Regions from separate parts of the Mus musculus genome. Here region 2 is linked to region 1. A link is a contact called in ENCODE POLR2A ChIA-PET data. All regions are on one chromosome and are shown on one strand. Each heading gives the region's core, a stretch centred on a gene start or an enhancer-like site at or near the end of the contact. The rest is flanking DNA. Distances are from core to core; before and after follow the strand shown.

Evidence for each region. ChIA-PET counts read pairs that join two places held with the same protein, here RNA polymerase II (POLR2A).
Region 2: POLR2A ChIA-PET joins it to region 1 with 19 read pairs in embryonic stem cell. The contact joins the promoter of Ccp110 here to the promoter of B230311B06Rik in region 1. POLR2A ChIA-PET finds 5 or more read pairs at or near these places in 3 of 5 experiments (Patski and embryonic stem cell).

The regions. Positions count from the first base shown.
Region 1 is chr7:118,588,381-118,593,923 of GRCm38, forward strand. B230311B06Rik (RIKEN cDNA B230311B06 gene) reads left to right here and starts at 3,905. Exons shown (of 2, transcript NR_169121.1): 1 at 3,905-4,080.
Region 2 is chr7:118,711,010-118,716,755 of GRCm38, forward strand. Ccp110 (centriolar coiled coil protein 110) reads left to right here and starts at 1,534. Exons shown (of 15, transcript NM_001360794.1): 1 at 1,534-1,739; 2 at 3,097-3,239; 3 at 4,351-4,505. The coding sequence starts at 4,365.

The DNA.
Region 1 (5,543 bases), core at 2,655-5,154:
CTGCTCCTAAGACTGTGATTACAAGAACATTGTACAACCTAGGTCTGGCTCTATTTCCCAGGCTGGCTCCAAGTGTACAAAGCTCCTCTCTCAGTGCTAGGATCCTCCCCTCCCAAAGTGCTAGGATGACAGGCAGATGCCACCACGCCCAGCTGGAAGCTGCCATTTTGAAACCTCTTATCTGGCACACACACTTTAATTCTCTGTTTGACTAGACTCTCACTAGACAAGTGGAAGTCACCAAGCATATACATTTATTAAAATCCCTATCATTGCAGCACTTAAGAATAGACAAGCCCAATAGCTATGTGGATTAGGGCCATGATGGGGGTGACACCTGCCTGGGGGCTAGTTTGAGAGCGTTGGTGAGCTAGGAATACTTTTGCTCTGAAGGGTGGAAGTGAGGGTTGATCCCCAGCACCAAGATACCAGTAATCCTATCCCTCACAATGGCCATCCTGCCTCCCAGAAACTTGGAAACAAAACCCTGAACCGCTGGCTGGAGCAGTGGTTCTGGTGTTAACAGAGCGCACTGCTCTTCCAGACAACTCACGCTTGATCATCGCATCCCTGTAGGACAGGTCACAGTTGCCTGTAGCTTCAGCTCCATGGGATCCAACATGCTGTTCTGCTAAGAGCCCACACATGTACATGGCAAATACACACAGATACATAGAGTGCACATATATAAAAATTAGTAGGGCTGTAGAGAGGGTTCAGCAATTAATAACATGTATCACTCTTATAGAGTGTGATTGTTTGGTTCTCTGTACCTGTGGCAGCCGGCTCACAGGAACTCCAGTTCCAGGGGATTGGACACCTCTGGCCACTGCAGGAACCTGTACTATGTACACATACCCACCCTCATATATATAAATATGCATTTATTTATTTACAATAATTGTTATTATTAATAATAAATATTTACTATAAATAAATGTTTATTATATTTATTAATAATAAATATTTATTGTATTTATTAATATATATTCATTAATAATAATTGTTATTATTGTTAATTGTTATTATTTACAAAAATTGTTTACAAATTGAGTCAAGAGCCTGCATCGCAGGAACAGCTGTCTGGTATTTCTACTTCCTCTTTGACAAGAACTGAATTTTCTAGGAACACAACACCTTAGGATTTAGTCTCCAGTGTTGTCTTGGTCTTCACTGTCTGTATCACTGCACATCTGCATCAGTGCACATCTGCATCAGTGCACATCTGCATCAGTGCACATCTGCATCAGTCCACATCTGCATCAGTTCACATCTGCATCAGTGCACATCTGCATCAGTTCACATCTGCATCAGTGCACATCTGTAGATGCACCATCAGTGGGGTTCCCCCCACCCCGAAAGTCCTGAGGACACTTGCAGAACACTGTCCTTTAAGCACAGTGGCCACTACCATCTTCATCAGAGCAGCTGTCTGATGACCCAAAAGGGACCCTCAAGATCAGGTCTGTGGAAGTTTCCTCAGAGATAGTGGACCTGGGAAGTAAGTAAGACCCTCACTGAGGCTCCAGCTGGATGCAATTCTGTCCCTGCTGTCTGTGAAAGAGTATACCCATGGAAGAAGGATAATTGGGGGTGGGGGAGGTGTTTATACAGCTTAGCTATGCAGGGCTGGGACTTGGAAGTGATGTGGGGGCTTGGCTAATGGTCATAGGCCACTAGGGGTGGGTCTTTAGAAGTTATAACCCAGGGCTGATCCATTGTGTGGTGGGTTGAAGATGCTTGGCCCAGAGATTGGCACTATTAGGAATTGTGGCCCTGTTGAAATATGTGTGTCACTGTGGTCATGAGCTTTAAGATCCTTATCCTAAGCCGAGCAAGATGGCATAAGCCTTTAATCCCAGCACTTGGGAGGCAGAGGCAGGCGGATTTCTGAGTTCGAGGCCAGCCTCGTCTACAAAGTGAGTTTCAGGACAGCCAGGGCTACACAGAGAAACCCTGTCTCAAAAAAAAAAAAAAAAAATCCTTATCCTAGCTGCCTGGAAACAAGCTTTCTTGTAGCAAGCAGCTGTCAGATGAAGATGTAGCCTCTCAGCTTCTCCTGTACCATGCCTGCCTGGATGCTACCATGCTCCCACCTTCATGATAATGGACTGAACCTCTAAACCTGTAAGATAGCCCCAGTTAAATATTGTCCTTTATAAGAGTTGCCTTGGTCATGGTGTCTGCTCACAGCAGTAAAACCCTAACTAAGACAATCACTACGTGACTGAGCTACTCCCTCCTACCACTACATGCCAGTCTACCATGCCAGTCTACCATGCCAGTCTAGTCTACCATGCCAGTCTAGTCTACCATGCCAGCCTACCATGCCAGCCTACCATGCCAGTCTACCGTGCCAGTCTACCGTGTCAGTCTACCATGCCAGTCTACCGTGGTGGGCTGAAATCCCTTTGAAACCATGAGCCCAAGCAACTCTTTCCTCCTTCATTGTTATACATTTTGACCACAGCAATAAGACAAATAACACACCTGGCCTTTTTCCTGGCAGACCTGCATGCATTCCCTACCCTCCTTGACCCTTGACCCTCTTCTCTAGGCCTCCTTCTCTTGTGGCATTTACCATTCTTTAACAGCTTGCCTTCCTGGTAATTGTGGCATTATTGTGGCTGTCAGCCTACCCCAGTACAACAGAACGTAAGTCCCATGGTAGGAATGGTCTGTGGTCATGGCAGATCACCAAGAAGTTCATTAGGCTTGTGGGAATTAATGGATGGAGGAGGGGAGACTCTTTCTCTCAGAGATTGCTCAATAACTATTACTCATTCATTCATTTTACTGGTATTGGAATTCTGTCGGGACTCCACCCCCCACAGTTAGCTGGCAAAAGCCAGGTAGGCCTGGCCCACTATAAAAGGGGCTGCTTGCCCCCTCCCCTCTCTCTTGTCTCTCTTCTCTTGCCTCTTGCTCTCCCTCTCTCTGCATTCCCTTCCTCCATTTCCCCACGTGGCCATGGCCAGCCTCTACTTCTATACTCTCTCTCTCTCTCTCTCTCTCTCTCTGTGTCTCTCTCTGTCTCTACTACCCTCTTGACTCTCCTCCCCATGCCCTAAATAAACTCTATTCTACACTATACCATCATGTGGCTGGTCCCTCAAGGAGAAGGGATGCCTTGGCATGAGCCTGTCAAGGCGTCCCCTTCCCCATACCTCACCACACCCCCCATAAAACATATTCTTATACCCTTTTTTTCTTAATAATCTTTTTATAACAACTGGCGTGTTTGTTTTGTTTTGTTTTTGAGAAGTGGAAAGGGAAGGAGTCAGAGTCTCATGCATCCCATGTATCCATCCCATCAAATCCACTATGAATGATCTTGAACTTCTAACCTACCTGCCTCTGCTTCCTAAGTGCTGGGGTTGCAGGTGTACACTGCCATTCTGTTTTATGAGTGTGGGGCTCAAACCCCAGGATTCTTTCATGCTGGATAAATTACTAATGAAGCTGTATTCCTGGCTCTTTTTGTTTTGAGACAGATCTCATTATGCAGTTTATCCTTGCCTCAAGCTAGATTCCCCTGCCTCAGCCTCCCAGGCAGTGCTTTGGCAGGAACTCACACCACCAACCCTAATGAAACCTGGTGCCTCCTCGTGTGCTGGGTGAGTGCTCTCTGGTGGGCTTTCTGTGCCTCTGTCACTTTCACAGTGTGTACTTGAGCCTAACGGAGCACTGGACTCTTCCATATAGCAGAATTTGGTAGAGTAAGCTGGCATACTTTTCTCATGGTAAGTGGCCTTTTACTATGGGGTGTCCACCATGATTCCTCAGGACAGACAGAAGGAGTGTCCCTCCTCTCTTCCACACTCTGGCCTCCTCACTTCCCAAGGTCCCCCACAGATGTACTTCCGGTCCATCTGGAAAACATTTCCCTCCTACGGAGGTAATGACTTCCGCCTGTACCCATTCCCATCAGCCCTGCTACACTGTCCTGCTCTGAGTTCTGACTACTCTCTGTCTCTAGGGAGGACTTGGCTGAAATCTCCGAGGCAGGAGATGAATCCTGATGAGAGCCAAAGTTTCTCTGAGGTGGCTCATGGCCTAGACGCTGCTGCCCAGAACGCTGTGAGTGGGGGAAGGGAAAGTTCCCTTTGGCTATTGTTGCAGACAGACAGCAGGACACCAGCACACACACTCAGCAGCTGCCCTCGTGGGTATTTGTTATAAGGCTGTTGAGCTCCAAGGGCTCCTTTTGGGAGGACCATGCTGTTCTGGTATGTCATCATTCCAACTTTCTCATGGTAAGCTGTCATTTCCAGAGAGAGAGAGAGTGAAAAATGAGACAGCCTTGGATCAGCAAATGGTTCTTCACTCACTGGCTGTGCGATCCAAGGCTTGTTACTAAGCCTCTCTGTGCTTCTGCTCTCTCATCTATTTTCTCCCCTTTCCTTCTTTCCTCTTTTAGATAAGAGCTTGCTAGGTAACCCAGGCAGGCTTTAAACTTAAAATATTCCTGCTTCAAGCCACCAGAGTTCAGGGATCATGGGTCTGCATGACCAAACCTGACTCTCTTCCTATATCAGTGGTATCTGTTCCTCTGTTTAAAAAAAGCATTAGCTGGACCTGGATTGTGCAGACAGGGAGAGGTGTGGGTTTGACTCCTAATGTGACCTGGGTATCTGGGAGCTATAACCAAGGAGCAGGCTGGAGGTTGCTGATAGGAAATTACCAGGACAGAATATTAGAGCTGTATTAGTTAAGTTGCTCTGAGCAGATTGGAGGAGGGAGGACTTAGTTTATTCCAGATTTCAGAGGCGTTGGTCCAACTTCTATCATGCTGGCCAAGAAGCAGAGAGAGGGATGGTAGCAAGAAAGAGGTGAGGGCAGAGCATCTCGCGTCCACCCCTGCTTCCTCCCAGGGGTGCCATCTAGATGGGAATTCATCAAAATACAAGGTCAGAACCTGCAGTATCTAACTGTGAGCAATCTGTCACACACACAGCAGGATGGAATGTCTCATTAATCATGAGGTGATTCGAACTCCAATCAGGACGACTGTGGCGACTAGCCACCACAGGGAGTTAAGGAGGTTTCTATCTAGGCTGAGCTGATGAAACTGTCACTGCAGATAGATCAGGTGACAGATACCATCTAGGAAGGAGGCCCACTCAGTGAGGGGCAGCAGGTATTAGGGCTCCTTCTTCCTAAATGACTGTGCAAGGCTCTCTGGCAACACTAGAGTTCACAGGGGAGAATACAGGCAGGCTCTGGAGTTGGTTAGGAGCCTTACAGTTAGGCTACACAAAGAATCTTAGTCATCTCTGTTCAGCTCAGATCTAAGAGGCAGAGGCAGGGCACTGAGCTCAGAGTTATATGTAAATCTGAGTCTAGAGAGGACCCGCTGAGCTTTCTAGGTTCGTAAGTCCCAGAACAAATAATTGGACCAGGGTGAGAAAAAAGTAGAGGTGCTGATGGACCCCCACCTGGGAGTGTGGTGAGTCTCTAAGGCCTCTCCTCTCGGGAGAGTGCCTTGGGTGAGCTTGGTTTGTTCCTCATAGCCCTGGTGAGGGAGGAGTTCCCAGGCCTTC
Region 2 (5,746 bases), core at 284-2,783, 120 kb after region 1:
TTTTGCATAATAAAGAGCTGGGGTAGAAGGACTGACAGAGGCAAAAGACATGGAAGTAGAGCAGAGAACTATAATAGCAGAGAACTTGGCTTGAGTTAGATGTGCTAACCGAGAGACTGCCCCAGCAAACAAGCCAACATCCTTATACTATACACAGGTCTCCAAGTCTTTATTATTAAGTTATAAGTGGAACCCCCACCCCAAAGCCCCACATTACATTGTCCTCAAGATTAACAGAACATGTCTGGACCTTGGACTCCATTTCAGGGCTCACTCACTGCTATGGGGCACTCTTGTCTCTGTCAGCTTTGTCCCTCACACCATGGTCCCCTCATGCCACCCTTCTTGAGGCACTGCCTCTGTTAAAGCCTTTGCCTGAGAGCCCATTCTCTGCGTCCCAGTGTTTCACTGGGATAGTGCTAGTGGGACAGATCTCACCTCTTGATACCCATCATCCCATGATTCCTCTGCCTCCAGCTCTTAGCCTACCTTTTTATTTTTATTTTTTGGCATGAGTGTATATATATATATATATATATATATATATATATATATATATATATACACACATGTACATATGTATAGGGAGACCAGAGATATCCATCTCTGTTGGGTATCTTTTTCAGTCAATTTCCACCCTAATTTTTGAGGATCTCATTGAAACTGGCTAGAATGGCCGGCCTGAGATCGCCAGGGAGTTCCTATTTCTATATCCCCAGGACTGGCAATTATAATTTTTAGCCAGGACTCAGAGCCTTTTTAGGGGAGTGTTCAGGCTCTGAACTCAGGTCCTCATGCTTGAGTGGCAAATGCTTTAGTGACTGAGCATCTCTCTAGATGACCCTTTCCTCCTATTAGAGATTTTTGTACCAGGTGCAGTATAAGAGTTTTCTCTGTTATGCCTCACAACCACTCTTGGTAGGCTCTTTAAAATTCCCACTATACATAAACAAAAATAAGCACCAGGAGGACGGCAAAGCCCAGTTATAGAATGGAAATGGTGTCATTAAATCAAAAAAGCTCTTAGTGAGTAATTTAGGTAAGAACTGATAAAAAATATTGGTGGATTTTTTTTTTTTGCCAACTTGAAGTTATCTTTTCCTCTGTATATTCCCCGCAACTGATCTGCAAAGAAGTGCAAATATATTAAAGCCTTGAGTTGGTGTCTGCGATTCAGCCACATTTTTCATTTATAGGGAAAACATGGGTGAATGTTGTACATTTTCCATCGACCAAACAGGAGACTATCTCTATACAGACAGACAGACGGACGGACGGACGGACAGACAGACAAACAAAAATACCCGACAACTTCCCAGGAACACTTTTGGGGTTTAAGGCCCTGAGGAGACTTTCTATGGTAATTTATAGTCAAAGCCCTTAGTTTGCAGTGAAGACTACTCTTCCCAGCGTGCATCTCGATTGCGTAAAGCTCATGTAAGCGCTTGCTGATGACCGCAGTGCACTTTGGGAATTGTAGTCTATGGAGGCCCAACCGCTTCAACTGCCCGCCAAACAGCCACCGGAAGTACCGGCCCTGAGGGGTGGAGTTGAGCTGGTGGCGGCGGCAGCGGTTGCCAGGATCCCGCGTTGCCGCCTGAGGGACCCGTAATATGGCGGGGAGGAGGAGGAGGAGAAGGCGGAGGACCTAGATGCGCTCTGTCTAAACCGACTGAGGCCTTTGCTTACAGAGGAGGCTGGTCCACGGGCAGAGAAGCTGACCGGGCAGTAGGTGTCAGGTGTGTGCAAGAGGACTGGGTTCGTTTTCCTACGGGTCTAGGCTGAGGTGAGACCCGGCATTGGTGTCCCGAGGGACAGAAGGCCGGCGTTCCGGACCCGGTTTGGCTTCCCTCGGTCACGAGCCCTTGAAGGCATCGGGAATGGGGAGGCGGGAGTTGAGGACCGGGGTCAGGGGGACTTGGAGGGGATGCTTGGATGCTGGCTCCGCCCAGTGAAGCATCCTGCGCTGAAGAGTAGGCACTTCATGGTGACTTCAGTTTGGTGTCGGAGGTAGTGTAGGAGGAGATGGAGGCGTCCCCCGGGGTGTGCACTGGCCATTTCTAAATACTGGTTACCGCAACCAAAGGCCCATAGGAGCGCTGTTTACACCAGCTTTGCCACTCTGGGGCATCTGCAGGATAATGTAGCTGGTTCTCTCAGACACCCATGATGCTGTTAAGTGGTTCCTACCTTAAGAGATGGATTTGGATGAGAAAGCCCTTTCTCATGTTTTCAAGTCACATTTGAGTCTCAGGAAGAACCAAAAATTGTCTCTTCTCCAAGAGTTCACACGGAGGTGATAAAAACACCATTATATCCTCCGTTTGGAAGCAGCTTCCACTTACTGATGCTTCTATTTGTCCTACATACAGTCCTGCGATTGCTGTCTGTGCCTTAGCTCATTGTTTTCTCATAAAATCGCCTTGAGACAGAGCCCCACTTTATAGATGGTGGGGTCCAGGGATATTAGCCTACCATGAATGTACGAACAGCTAGTATGTCCTTAAACAGCATATCTTTCTCCCTTTACAGACTCTGTAGGAAGTTTATGTGTTTGTGGAAAAACTTAGTGGTAAGCAGCCAGCCTTGGAAGCTGTGTTACCTTCGCCTTTCCTTTCAGTGACATTTCTGAGTACAGGTTATGAATAAGTAGATAGGAGCCATGAGGCTATAGGGTTTGCCAAGAGACTTCCTGGACAAAGGTCACTTGTAATTAGGTAGAAATGGAGTAGAAAAGGCATGCCTGGACCTGCTGAGGCTGGTGTGAATGTAAGTGGACCATGGACCAGTAATGCCTGATGCTAAAGTATGGGGTGGTAGGTTTGAGGTTGGGATCACCTTGTCATCAAGACTCCCTTAAAATAAACCTTGCTTGCAAGTGGTAACTGGTGTGAGAAATGTAGTGCCCTCTTGCACAATTGTAGAATCCCGGACTCTCTTTTTAATGACTACTTTTGCAATTGAGAGGTACCTAGTTCTCTGGGAATAGGGTTGTTCTCCAAGTTGCCATTCTCAGAATTCTCTTCATTCTGCTAGTCTTGCTTTACATTGCTTGATCTATTTGCCCTAATTAATTTATTCAATAATTGTCTGAAGTGCCTACCACGTGCTGACACCATTGTGTGTCATGGCGAACCAGTGAGCAAGACTGAGAAGGTACCTGTTCTTATGGAGTTTACGTTTTGGTGGAAGAAGATACACAAAACCCCAGGAAATAAACGAGATCATTTCAGATAGTGGTAAGTACTCTGGAAGCTGGGAAACATCAAGGTGATGTGCTAGTGATTGAGGTAGGGGAATTAGGATGGGCTGAAACTGAAGGTTAGGAAGGTCCAGTCATGCGCTGGATCTTCTGGAGCGTTCTCCAGTCTCACATGAGCACTGGAGCTTGAATGTCCAATTCATTGTCCCGCTGTACGTTACTCTGTTACTGTAGCTTTGCAGTGTGTGGGGGACCACTCAAGGGAAGTGGATAGCTCTCTGCAACAATGGGACATCTCTCTATGATGCTGTTAGAAGAAAAGGAGAACTAATGATGGCAGTTTATATCCTTAACCTTACCAGACTATTGAGTTTCTTTCTTTCTGTGCATAAGCTCAGAAATTATATAACATCATTTTTACTCTCTTTAATAGTAAATACAAAGGGTGTATTTTTAAAAAGTAATTTAGCAGAAATGGATTTATTGGGACTTTTCTTATTTCTTATCTACTAGGAATTTTGGTTAAGATACTGTTAGGTGAGTTGTTAGAGTTGTGCCGGAAAGGGTTCTGTTGCTTCTTAGTCATGTGTTTAAAAAGTGAATGTAAGCCTGCAAACTGATCCTAGCTCTCTAGAGAACCAGTTATTTCTTTGAAGTTGGATCTTCCTGTGCACAAATGGAACAAATATAAGCCTCAGAACAGAGAGAAGTTCTAGCTTGTTATGATTATGATAACATTTCTTTTGTTATTTTCCCTGGCCTTACCGGAGCCAGGGTTACACAATGTTATCCAGAACAGGCATCAGTAAGTACTTGGCACAATGCTAAAAAAGAAGGCATAGGCTGGCTAATCCTTCAGGTCACCTGGGATTTTCATAACCCAAAGTTTTCTAGAGATTGTGAAATTGCTGGGCTGGTTGTTTGAAGTTGCCTAGTGACCTCTCAGGCTTTCAACTATAAAATAAAGTTAATTAATAAATAAAATCCCCAGAGCCAGGAGATTGAGTCAGTTGGTGTCTATGGCATCAAAATGAAGCCTTTAGATGAACAGACAGAAAATTCCAGGAAGTGTTTAAATATTCCAGTACTCTTGGGTAATAAATCGTGTTTTGTCAGCACACTACTAAGAGCACTTTTCTTTCTCCTAGTGTGCGGTGGGAAGATGGAGGAATATGAGGAGTTCTGCGAGAAAGCACTTGGCCGAGCTCAGGAAGCATCGCTGTCCACAGGCAGCTTCCTGCCCGCTCAGGCAGAAAGTGTCTCACTCATCCGTTTCCATGGGGTGGCTGTACTTTCTCCACTGGTAAACTTAGTAATTATTTATGAACGATTTCTTCCATTCAAGCATGTGTACACATGAGAGTAGGTGCTGGAAGAGACCAGAAGAGGGCTTCAGACCCCCTGGAACTGGAGTGATGGGCCACAGAGGAGCTTGGAACTCAGCCTTGGTCCTCTGGGGAGCACTATGCTCTCAGTTGGAGTTATCTCTCCTCCCCTATTTGTTTTAAAATAACTTTTAAAATCTAGTGAACAACTAACGCAGCTCACTGAAAATCCAATGGAAGATTTATAAACAGCTGATGGGATGCCTAATGTTTTTCATAATCACAGAAATACAATACAAATGAGTTAGCATTTTTTTGCCTACTAGATTTGCAATGATCTCATAGGATTTCATGTTTTCATGTTGTAAGGAAATGAATGTTTAATGCACTTTTATCAAGAAGGTCCGTTTATTTTTTGGTAAGCAGTTTGGCAGTGTTCATCAAAATTTAAGTGTTTGTAACTCTTGACTCAGCAGTTCTATTCAGGAAGAATATCTTACAGATGTGCTCAAATAAATATATACAAATTATAACAACATCATTTAAAATAGCAAAAGATTGCTGGGTGTGGTGGCACATGCCTTTAATTTCAGTACTTGGGAGGCAGATCTCTGTGAGTTTCAGGCCAGCCTAGTTTACAAAGTGAGTTCCAGGACAGCCAAGGCTGTTACACAGAGAAACCCTGTCTCAAAAACAAAAATGAAAATAAAATAGCAGAAAGATTAATTACCAACCCAAATGTCCATTAATAATGGACTTTAACTATATCCATTGTTATAAATTTCATGTTCCTATTAAAGTGAATAAGGTAGAGCTACAAGTACAAGCATAGAAGACTGTCCTGTGCTGGGATAGTGTGGGTTTAAATCAGTTTGCCATTCTCCTGCTGGGCAGAACTTGTGGTCCATTTCATTAACTGTTAGAATGGGAACACAAACAGTGAGTGCTGATGATGCTCATAGAATGGGAACACAGACAGTGAGTGCCATGATGCTCGTGATGCTCTTTGGGAGTTAAATTAATGCATGCACAATGCTTAGGCTTGTCCCTGGGTCATAGGTGGCACTCCGTATATGCAAATGTCAATCATTTGCAGCCTCTCAAAACAGAGAATGTTTTTTCTCTGGCAAGGGGTAAGGGAATAGAGGATAGTAGAGAAGATACATTTATTATCATAGTCAATTTGATGTTATTTTTAATTGTGACCATATTTTAAATC